2 separate regions of the Homo sapiens genome follow, and region 2 is linked to region 1. Evidence: chromatin contacts called from ENCODE Hi-C data. All regions are on one chromosome and are shown on one strand. The core of a region is the stretch at or near the end of the contact, and the rest is flanking DNA. Distances in the headings are between cores, read along the strand shown.

Region 1 (5,990 bases), core at 1,483-3,982:
TTAAGATGTCATTTCTCCCCAAATTGATTTATAGTTTCAAGGGAATTCTAATCAAAATACAACAGTTTTATTTGTAGACATGTACAAGTTAATACAAAAATGTGTATGGAAAAGCAATGAACTTACAAGAGTCAAGACAATCTTGAAAAATAATAAAGGTGAAGGATTAATATCTAATATCATAAAGCTACATTAAAAATATACCATTTTATGGTATATTAAAAATATCTTCTGGTTTCTTTTGTGTGTTATGCCACACCAACTTAGCTACATTTATGACTTTCAATATCATAATTATGATATTAGATACTATGATATTAGGTACCAATACCATGATACTGGTGTCAGGATACCATATAGACACATAGACTGTGGTTGTCTACAGGAAAAGGATAAGGAAGGTATTGACTAGAAGGGCAAGTGAGAAAACTCCTGGAGTGATGACAATGTCCTATATGGTGCTGTGGCTAGATCCACAGATACACAGAATATACACTGATTAAAACTCAAAGTACATATGTAAAATCTGTGCATTTAACTATGTGTGAATTTCGCATCAATAAGAAAAACAAGAAGGCACACTGGTTTTTGTGTTTCCTTTGTCTTCATAAACATAGACAATCTGCCAAAATGCATCACAAAGCTGAGGTTATTTTTTTTTTTTTTTTCTTTTTGAGATAGAGTATCACTTTGTCGCCCAGGCTGGAGTGCAGTGGTGTGACAGCCTCGACCTCCCAAGCTCAAGCAATCTTGCTATGCTACCCAGGCTGAGAAGATCACTTCTTATAAGAAAGAATCCATTCCCTATTTGGTATAGCTAGAAGGCTAACTACTTTTGGGTAACACATAAATATCCCCGAATTTTTTAATTTTACAGTAATTTATTCAAATTTGTGAACAACATAAAACAAGGTTTATGCCAGAGAAATGAGCACCATATCATTGTTGAAAAGAAACTGGATGACCCAAATTTTATAAAACTAAGTTTTCAGTCCTTTCTAGAGAAGTTTAACCCTATTATGATGGCTTTATTTTTTCATTCACATTAACATCAGTTTATAAAATCAACACAAAATAAATATCTAATAAGTCTTTAAGCACTACGATAGCAAAATTTAAATCTGAAGGAAATTTTAATACTTAGTTCACAATCTTTTCCCTTAATTTGTAAGTAAAGTGGTTTAGCTTACATTTCCTTCTCCATTTCAAGTTGTTTACTCAATTCTGTGGCTCTGAGCTCTAAATCTGTGTTCAGCTGTCTTTGCTGTTGTAGATCTTGCAAAGCCTGCTCCTTGCTTGCTTTAACTTCAAGACTATCAGCTTCTAGTTTCTATGAAAGAAATATGATATGGCAGCCATTTTAATATTAGTAATTATCAATCTATTATTAAATACTATAACATTTTTGTTTATATTCAAACAGGTGTGACATACAAAAAAAAATTTATTATAATAAAAAACATATTCTGAAACCATTACTAAGGGTGTTATTTATTTTAAAATCTTTCAGAAGACCCAGCAGAAAGCTTTATACATGATAGACTGCCACTAAGTGTTGGTGTTTAAAATTAATTCTGGGCTGGGCGCGGTGGCTCACACCTGTAATCCCAGCACCTTGGGAGGCAGAGGCAGGCAGATCACTTGAGGTCAGAAGTTCGAGACCAGCCTGGCCAACATGGTGAAACCTTATCTCTACTAAAAAAAAAAAAAAAAAAAAAATTAGCCAGGCGTGGTGGCCGGTGCCTGAAGTCCCAGCTACTCAAGACGCCGAGGCAGGAGAACGGCTTGAACCTGGGAGGCAGAGGTTGCAGCGAGCTGAGATCGCACCACTACACTCCAGCCTGGGCAACAGAATGAGACTCCATCTCAAAAAAAAAAAAAATTAATTCTGAATGAAACAATCAACTTAAAAGAAACATAGAAACATAAATAGTTATTATCTCAGTAAAAGTTATTAACTCAAGTATGAAAAAATAAGTTAACAGGTTCACTGATCTACTCACTTAAAACATATTATCTTTTATAGTCACAGTTAAAAACACTGATGTAATTATAAGATATTTAAAACTAAAATGAAGTTCTCACGTACTCCTTCTCATTAACACCTATTGATCCTAAATATAAAGCCAATTAAGTTCCTGATTTTGCTTCTTTAATCTCTTGGACTAGATGACATTGTTGTTCTTCAGAATATAGTTTGCATCTCACATGTATACATGTAATTATGTGTGTATTTTTACAAACTTACAAAATCAAACTGTTGAATATAAGTTTGAAAAGCTTTACACAATGCATTTCCTTGCAGTGGTAGTGATTTTGCACACTAAATATTTTATAAACTGATTGGTATCTGTAGCCCTTACCATTGACCTACACTGAAAATATTCATTAAATAAAAGATATTTGATGTAGCTAAATTAATTATACATGTCTATATAAAAAATATGATACTCCCTAAAATGATAATTACAAAGTGTTAGAGCTGATAATCACAATAAAAACTCAGTTCTAAATAACCACTATTTTTAATAGGTACCCAAAAAGAATTCTCATTAGACACTTTTCAGTAAAATAATACTTCTGTTATTTTTAACCATGCCTAAAGTACCTTGCCTTTGCTATTATCGTTTGTCATAAAGAAAAAGGAACCTATAAACAGAATTGTAAATGTAATTATTCCCCCATACTATATTGGTATGTATGTACATATATTCATTTCATGACTCTAAACTTATACACACACGCTTCACCGGGTTGAGGAAGTATAAGTTACATATATAGTAACTTGAGAAGTTTTTGTTTAACTGATAGTAGCTCAATTTTTAAAAATTTTTTTTTTTTTTATTTTTAGCCAAAGGCAGTTAAGCAGCAAGCGGTTCTAATTTGAAGGACACAAAAACTCAGGTCAAATCCTTCTGAGATGTCTAATCATCTTATCTCTTCAGTAAATCAACACATTCATATGGAGTTGTGTTAAAGTAAGATACAGTTTATCATAGTCTCAATGTGTTTTTAAATTAGAAGCAAAATCCAAAGGGTATAAAGTTCTAAAAAGGAAAAGTCTACCATATCTGAAATGTGATATTGGAGTAAGTTGGTAAGAGATGGAAGAATGAAGGAACAGAAGAGACTTCACAACAAAAAATTGAGAAGTTCCTTGTAATGGTAGAGTAGATACCTGGTTATCTGTCTTTGGAAAAAGTAACACATTACAATGGAATCAGTATGTAAGTTGACTGTCATTTATAAAAGATGCTCATTAAGGGAGACATTAAAAATAAAGATAGAATTCAAACTTAAGACATGAAAAATTACAAGCAATTTTTTAAAAATTTTATACCACAACTTCACCTTTCTTTGTTAACTAAAAATCTTTGATTCCATGTAGGTCATGAGATTCCATTGCTACTGAAGTAGAAAATATGACTAAATTCAACTTCTTTTATACAAACCTTAATTTGACCTTCTAGCTCTTCGGTTTTCTGTTCTAAAGAGAGGTATTTCTCTTTATATTCTTTAAGATGACTTTCCAGCTGACTGCAATGTTCTTGCTTGTCTTGTAACTTTGCAGTGACCTGATCCAACTGAGTAGTAATCTTATTTAACTCCTTTAGAAAAGTACAATTGAAGAAAACTTTGGTAAGGTTTACTATATTGTAGTGGCCAAATGTTCAACGTAAAATTGAAAACTCTAATTTTATTTAAAAAAATATTTGGAGTAAGAGCTCAGATAAATCTAATGATATATCAGAGGCTATACTTACCTACCAATATAAACGACATGAACTAAATTCTTGCATAGTCTGAGATCCTAAGTTTATATGTATAACAGTTTAATAACTTTTCAATGTTTATCTAGGAAGAATTATTTTAGGAGCCAAATATTAGCCAGGCTAATAATAAAATAACACTTTTATATTATAATTAAATATTTTCAATGTTCAAGACACCAATTTTTAAAACTATTTTTTAAAAATATTACAGTGTTTACATTTATGATGCTTTTCAATTCATTTGGAATATCCAGTTGCACAAAAAAAAAAAAATAAAATAAAAATTACTAGTAAATCTACTATGTACCAAAAGTAGGACACATACCAAATTTAACAGCAAACATTCCATTCAAATGGGCTTTTCATAAAGGGTAAATATAGAAAACTGTTTTGTTCTGTTTTTTAACTTGATATACTTCTGTATTGTTTTTTAAAAAATGGACCAATAAAGCCAGGTGCGGTGGCTCACACCTATAATCCCAGCACTTTGGGAGGCCAAGGTGGGTGAATCACCTGAAGTCGGAGTTTGAGACCAGCCTGACCAACATGGTGAAACCCTGTCTCTACTAAAAATACAAAATTAGCCAGGCACGGTGGCACATGCTTGTAATCCCAGCTACTTGGGAGGCTGAGGCAGGAGAATTGCTTGAACCCGGCAGGTGGAGGTTTCAGTGAGCCAAGATTACACCATTGCGCTCCAACCTGGGTAACAAGAGCAAAAAACTCCATCTAAAAAAAAAAAAGACCAATAACTAATATTACTCCCTGAATAACAAGTAAATTTTAAAAATTTCTACCAGTAAAAGCTAAGAAAAATCTACCAGCAACATTCACCGTGACCCTAAAGTAGGATGCTTCTATTCTACCAGAGTATCGCTTCTGTATTCCCTCCAGCTCCTCACTTCCTCCTATTACCAAGAAAGGAGTAACTCTTATAACTGAGGTAGAATATACAGTGTTCTTTTCCTGTTTCCAAGTGGCAAGTACATTTGGGTCATGGTCCAGTCTACCTACTAAAAACAAATGTGGTGGTCTGCCCCATCCAATCACCAACACTTGAAGGGATGGGGCAACAATTCAAAAGTTAGGAGGAAACATTACTGCTCTACACCAAGGTCTAGGCTAGGGGAGAAGGACAATATCAGGAAACCAACCACACCTGCACACTAGTAGAAATTTATCAAAAACAAAGCTGTTATTTTTATCTCCATCTATGTGACCCCCACTTTTACTACTCAACTGGAACTCATGGAGAAATTAAGGGGGATAAGCAAGTCTATCACAAGATTATACAAAACTGGGTATCATCTTTACATGTTTGCAATTTATTTATCTACCAAAGCACTAGGTGATAGTATGAAATTGCATCTGTTTCCCTACCTGCTGTTTATCTTGTAATGCATTTTGAGCTGTGTCCAAATGATTCTGAAGATCAGCTCTTTGAGCAGTTTTTGCTGCTTCTGCTGATAGTAATAGTTCGGTTTTGGCTTTAATCTGTAACAGCATTTACAAATTATTTAATTTATATTTAGTTCTTGATTTCCTCTTGCTTGAACGCACACTCCTTTTGTGACTAAACAAACTATTTAAAAATTAAGTCCTTGGCAAAAACATATGGATTTATATATTGAAAAATATGTATGTGAAAATCGCCAAAATAGGAATGATAGGGGAGAAGACTCCTAATAATGCTGGATAAATAATAAAAAGATATCCTCATGTGATTCCAAAACACTTTAGTATTCCTTTGCTAAGAAAGAAAAGGTACACTTTTTTTCCAAAAAAGGCCACTGTATTTTCAGAAGTGAGTATCTGAAAGTCTACCACTATTATGATAAAGTAAATAACCATGCCCCAAAAAATGATTACTCCGAAGATAATCAAGAATTACAGAATTCAATGACTCAAAACAGCCAGACAACTGGCACTTTGTAAAATTCAGTATTCCCTGATAACTTCTCACTTAAAGGGTTTTATTTTTGAAGCTCACAGTCAAAATATTAAATATTAAAAATTCAAGGCTGCCAATAAAATCAAACAAGCAAAAAGATCTATCTTGTTATCAAAAGTAACACCTTTAAGTGTTGGAATACCTTTAGTACAACTCACCTCGAATACGAAAAGCAAAAAATAGGCCAAGTGCGGTGGCTCACACCTGTAATCCCAGCACTTTGGGAGGCCAAGGCAGGCAGATCACAAGGTCAAGCGATCGAGACT
Region 2 (5,990 bases), core at 1,260-3,759, 280 kb after region 1:
AATAAAACAGGCCTCCAGCTGTGAAATGGATTATGCTCTACAACTATGTACCTGGAATAGAAGCCATCATTCTTCATGAAGTTTGCTGAGAATTATGTATCGCAGCCTGGCAGCTTCCTGTTCCCTCGTTAGCCTGCATATCCCACTTAACGAAAGATTCGCCATGCACTGACTTGTATGTGACTCACAGTGTGCACAGTATGCACTGACTGTGACCTGTCCCCAAATGAACACAGTACCAGTCTAACGTACCACCTTACCTATGGCTCTCTCCCATACACACCCAATCCACTGCAGGCAAATGATCTACCCACAATCTCCCAAACACAGTCTTCACTGTCTGGTCACTGCTCCTTTACACGTGGCATTCACTCTGCTTGCAGAGGCATTTTAGAGTGGATATCTAAAGAAGGAGATTTCTCCCAAGCATGCACATAGGAGGGCACTGGTCTGATGCTCTGATTGACAGTTCACTACTGCAAAGAGGACAGATGAGAAAGCAGCTCAGCTCTTTGATGCTAAGGAAAAAACACAGAACCTCACTTATCTATATGTAATCACAAACTTTAGTATCCATCAGTACCAAGCCAAAATAGTTCCTGTTTGGACATACATTATTAGAAATTAACAACAAAATTTAGTAAATGGTTGGCCAGTTCTGAACGCAGAATAGCCACCTCTGAGTGAGCATTTTGATCAATCTAACTCACACATTTCTGGTTCAACAAAGTTATTAGATGAGAAGACCCAAAACGGTGTGTAAATGGGACACAGATTTATAAACAGTTAATTTATAATCATATATGGCAAATTAACCTGTATGTCACTAATGTGCCACCAATCATAAGACATGCCATCATTTAATCTGTCATGAAGAAGTGAAAAACTCAATTAAACGGTGACATCATGCTTCCTGATTAGAAATGTTCATTTTTTTGTTATGCTAAATTTACATAAATACATATTTATTTAAACAACACGGGGCCACAATATGAACATCTATGCCCAAGTTTCTGCATGCCCAGCAATGACTGCCACCCTGACAATGGTGACTGATATCATCAAGTGTAACATGCATCCTGATTCAAGTTGTTCAACTGTGACACAACGGGTACCTTAGCACTGATGAAATATGGTACCCGCCTGCGTCACATGAGCTTCTCATGATCCAGCAGCCTCTCCTCACCTGACACTGGCTCTAGTCCCCAGTAATGACTCTGATCCTGTTTGTCCTAGGAGTCTTCTCTTCCTTTGTTTCCCACTTCCCTCACTGGGCTACTCAGTAACCAGTTAGCTGTTAAGGCGCAAGCCTTTTTTTATTTTAATTTTTATTTTTTCCAAAACTCCTCAACAATTGCAATTGCCACTTTGTTTCTACTATTATTGCCCTTGACTTATTTCTTTATTTATTTAAGTTTCTTTTGTTTTTAAACAAGAAGGCTGGGTACAGTGGCTCGTGCAGATAATCCCAGCAATTTGGGAGGCCGAGGCAGGTGGCTCACTGGAGGTCCTGAGTTCAAGACCAGCCTGGCCAACATGGCAAAACCCTGTCTCTACTAAAAATACAAAAATTACCTAGAGGTGGTGGCACACGCCTGTAATCCCAGCTACTCACATGGCTGAGGCAGGAGAATTGCTTGAACCTGGGCAGCAGAGGTTGCAGTGAACCAAGATCGTGCCACTGTACTCCAGCCTGGGCAACAGAGCGAGACCCTGTCCAAAAAAAAAAAAAAAATCTCAAGGCTGGGCATGGTGGCTCACGCCTATAATCCCAGTACTTTGGGAGTCACAGTACTCAGGATCATCTGAGGTCAGGAGTTGAATACCAGCCTGGCCAACGTGATGAAACCTCGTCTCTACTAAAAATACAAAAATCAGCCGTGCATGGTGGCATATGCCTGTAATCCCAGCTACTTGGGAGGCTGACACAGGAGAATTGCTTCAACCTGGGAGACGGAAGTTGCAGTGAGCCGAGATTACGCCACTGCACTCCAGCCTGAGCAACAAAGTGAGACTCCATCTGAAAAAAAAAAAAAAAAAAAAAACCAAGAGAATCTTCCATCATCAATTGAAAAACAGTAACTGCCCTTATTCTCACCCAGGAGGAGAGAATGAAAAAATGTTATCATTTTAATATCTTTATAATTTTAGTACCATGTACATAACATGAAGTTTACCATTTAATCATTTTTATTACAACAAAATATTTTTTAATTTTTCTGCTATTGTTGTCATATACTTTACTTCCGTGCATGTTATAAACACCATGATACATTGCTATAATTTTTCCCCAAGAGGCTTTCAGAGGTCTGCAATGAGTTAGGGTTGAAAAAACAGTGATCCAATGTGCTAGTTCAAAGACTGCCTCTCCTTGGCTTCCAGGAAGCCTTCTAAACCTACCTTTTCTATTAGCCTACCTTTTTTTTTTCTTTCCAATCTTTTAAAATTCTATTACAGATGTACAGCAAGATCAAAGGGAACACCTTGTCCCTGGGGCTTTAGCTACTGGCTGGAAGAGAAGCATAGAAATGTCTTTAACTCTTTCCAGTGGATATCACTAAGGTTATCCAATCATCCCATGACCACTCGGCCAGAGGGGGTGAGATCACCCCACCACATCCTTTACATGCACACACACACACAAACACACACACACACACAAACACACACACACCTTTCAGGCTTACTGTTGCCTTTTTATTTACTTTGCTTCACCTTGGAAGAGACTGTTAATGCTCATGCTAACCTGATTTCACCTGTATAAAAATGTCCAGGGACATGTGGGCATTCTGTGATTTGTCCTGGTTCTAAATATCCCTGAGGGTGGTCCTGACCCACATAAAAACAAGTCTGCTTCAGAGCCAGCTTCAAAGCCTACCTCTCTGATCCCCAAACCTCAGGTGATCGCACTGTCCTCTGGCCAGTGATGGTTCTTAGAGTCTGTACTTCCTATTTGATATTTATACGCAATGGCGTGCTGGTAAATGTTTAGCACCTGGCTCTGGGGGTGGAGAGGTAGGAGTCTGGGTTCGGCGGGTTTATAGATTCAATTTCTGTGGTGTAAACACTCCCACCATGGCTATTTCAAGCCACCAGTATGATGTCACTGACCACAGTCAGGAAGAGACGCAGAGTGGCATATTGTTATGTAGTATTTCTACCACACAGATATAATACACATAAATAACTTCAAGATCAGAGATAATACTGAAAGGTAATAAAACAATTAGTAATGAGTTTTGACTATTTATTATCTTTGTTATTAGTATACTTTATTTAATTATAACTTTATATAATTTAATTTCTAATAATGGCTGTGTTTAATAACCAGCTCACAAAACTGGAAAACTTAGCAATTGGCTTTTGCAAGCCAGTAGGAGCAGCTCCAGCCCACAAAAGTAATAAAGTATATGCTATCTTGTATTATTATTTTAAATCTTTTATGTCCCCAACTAAATTATATACTTCAGATTATGAAGTTATTTGTCTTAAATACTTCTTTTTATTTACCATGCTGCTAAACACAAATAGGTAATTAACTTCTTTTTTTTTTTTTTTTTTTGAGATGGAGTCTCACTCTGTCGCCCAGGCTGGAGTGCAGTGGCACCATCTCGGCTCACTGCAACTTCCGCCTCCCAGGTTCAAGAGATCCTCCTGCCTCAGCCCCACTAGTAGCTGGGATTACAGGTACGTGCCACCATGCCTGGCTAATTTTTGTAGTTTTAATAGAGATGGGGTTTCACCATGTTGGCCAAGCTGGTCTTGAACTCCTGACCTCAGGTGATCCACCTGCCTCGGCCTCCCAAAGTGTTGGGATTACAGGCGTGAGCCACTGAGCCCAGCTGGTAATTAACTTCTAACATTAATAACGTTTACTCATTGTAAATGTTTTTGAGAGGCCACTAAAATTCACCAATAACAAAATTTAGACTGGGCCCCAAATCTGACCCTTCCTGAATCATATCTTTAACCTAGAAAGTTTATGCACTAAAAAAATTTATCAAAAAAGATATATTGGCTGAGTGAGGTGGCTCACCCCTCTAATCCCAGCACTTTGGGAGGCCGAGGCTAGTGGATTGCTTGAGCCTAGGAGTTTGTGACCAGCCTAGGCAACATGGCAAAACCCTGTCTCTACTAAAAATAAATGAAAAAAAAAAAAAAAGATGTATTACTGACAGTGTAATTGAATCATTTCTGCTACCAGCTATAAGATTGCCTACCATTAAGAGCAGCGGTGACCAGCTTTGTTATCAATGCTGTTAGGAACATTGATTAACTTTCAACCCCAACAAGCAAGCAAGCCAACTCCTATGACTGCTGAAGTGAGCGCTCTAAAAGAGAGAGTATTCTTGGAGGAGGGAGCCCCGTGGTGGGTAAACAAACTGAGAAACTTAGCTAACCAAACTTGCAAGAATGATCAGTCTCTTTATAATTTACGGTTACCAAGAATTGGCATGTAACCCAAAATGTCAACTTATTATCAAGGAGATACTATCATTATCCTACTGATGGAATATCTTCCCAGTAACAATGATATTGGTATTCATTAACCAGGATTCTTCCTTCCCAGAAACAAGGAATCAGATTAGCAATGAGAAGGATATTTGTTGTGTATCAACATGGAGAATTTAAAGGTCTTGAAGCATATATCCTCTAGATATGAAAAATCCAAACGAACTATCTCTCTTCCACAGTGGAGTGTATCTATTTGGTGCAAAAGTAATTGCAGTTTTTGCCATTAAAAGCAATGGCAAAAACAGCAATTACTTTTGCACCAGCCTAGTATCTAATCCCCAGACTATTAATATCTACCAAAGTGTGTCTGTCATCTATGAAAATTACTGGTAAAGTCTGTGAAAATTTTCACTGAAGGTCAGCAAAGGCACTATTATCTCATGCTGGAGAAGTTACAAGTGAATACTAGTACTAGTAACTAGTATTCATTAATACTAGTTAGCTTTGTACACTACAGTTCCATGGCAGAGACAGCTTACTGAAAATATGCCCCAGTTCAGGGTTGGCAAATACATAGCACATGTGCTGTCCCCATCCCTTCCCATACTCTTGGCAGACATCACTAATTGATCACTACACTCTTCCTTCATTGAGTCTTACAGTTCTTCCCAACACAGCTCTATATGCAGCACTACCAATCCTGGCCCTGAGCTCCAGAAGAAGAATTAGGAAGCAAGGCATGTGCAGGTTTCTCACAGGGAGGTTAAGGACTACATGGAACTAAGTGCATTATTTCAAGTTCATTTTGATAGCTTGCTGTTAGAAGGTTAATGTTGTTGCCTGCTGCTCCTTACTGTAAACCCCTAGGTCCTGACTACCGAGGGGATATCAAGGGCTCTATGTTGGCTTTGGTTTTTCTCCTCTCCAGTGTTACAATATGGAGATGCCTACGTCTTACTTACACAGAACGAATTGTTCACCATCATTTTGTCAGTGAATGTATGTTTTAGAAGTCAGTTACTATGGGTGCAGCACACCAGCATGGCACATGTATACATATGTAACTAACCTGCACATTGTGCACATGTACCCTAAAACTTAAAGTATAATAATAATAATTAAAAAAAAAAAAAATAAAATAAAAAGAAGTCAGTTACATATTTAAGCTTCCCTTGGCTCTTTGCCACTTCCACTAGAGGGCGCCACTGAAAAGGAAAGGAGGTAAAACTAAAGGGAAGCCATTTTTCTCCTTAGTGCCTTTCTGTTGCCTCTGCTCAGCCTTACCATCCAGAAGAGGAAGTCCTCAACCAGTCTGCACAGCCTCTGGTGTACCACGGACATAGCACTCTCCACACAAACAGAAACATCTCTTGCTATACTTGCCCTTCTCCTCTGATCCCAAACACCCTTCATTCATCTCAATCACTTTCCCATGGACTTGTTTTCCTTCTTTCATTAGAACCAGAGCTCCATGAGGGCAAAGCTGGTCTTTGTCTTCCCATACCATTATGGTGCCTGGCACAGAGTAGGTCTTC

What was found. Hi-C counts contacts between places; a loop is a spot of excess contacts on that map. Pooled maps may share reads with other maps.
Region 2: a pooled map shows a loop between it and region 1 (2.1-fold over the local background). The contact joins two enhancer-like sites. A Hi-C loop is called at or near these places in 4 of 168 maps with a recorded cell type or tissue (CD8-positive, alpha-beta T cell, HCT116 and naive thymus-derived CD4-positive, alpha-beta T cell) and 9 of 50 pooled maps.

What each region holds. Positions count from the first base shown.
Region 1 is chr12:92,807,827-92,813,816 of GRCh38, forward strand. EEA1 (early endosome antigen 1) reads right to left here. Exons shown (of 29, transcript NM_003566.4): 16 at 5,154-5,267; 17 at 3,453-3,608; 18 at 1,191-1,330. Among named protein-coding and RNA genes, the nearest start is that of PLEKHG7, 110 kb to the left of the region's middle. Within about 2 kb of position 2,733, at least 2 of the 41 ENCODE cell types and tissues checked have a DNase peak (open chromatin) inside an H3K27ac peak, as active enhancers do.
Region 2 is chr12:93,092,550-93,098,539 of GRCh38, forward strand. All of the region lies in intron 3 of LOC643339 (a long non-coding RNA gene), which reads right to left. LOC105369908 (a long non-coding RNA gene) reads left to right here. Exons shown (of 4, transcript NR_188219.1): 2 at 3,566-3,687. Among named protein-coding and RNA genes, the nearest start is that of LINC02412, 79 kb to the right of the region's middle. RefSeq lists an enhancer at 5,784-5,990. Within about 2 kb of position 2,510, at least 2 of the 41 ENCODE cell types and tissues checked have a DNase peak (open chromatin) inside an H3K27ac peak, as active enhancers do.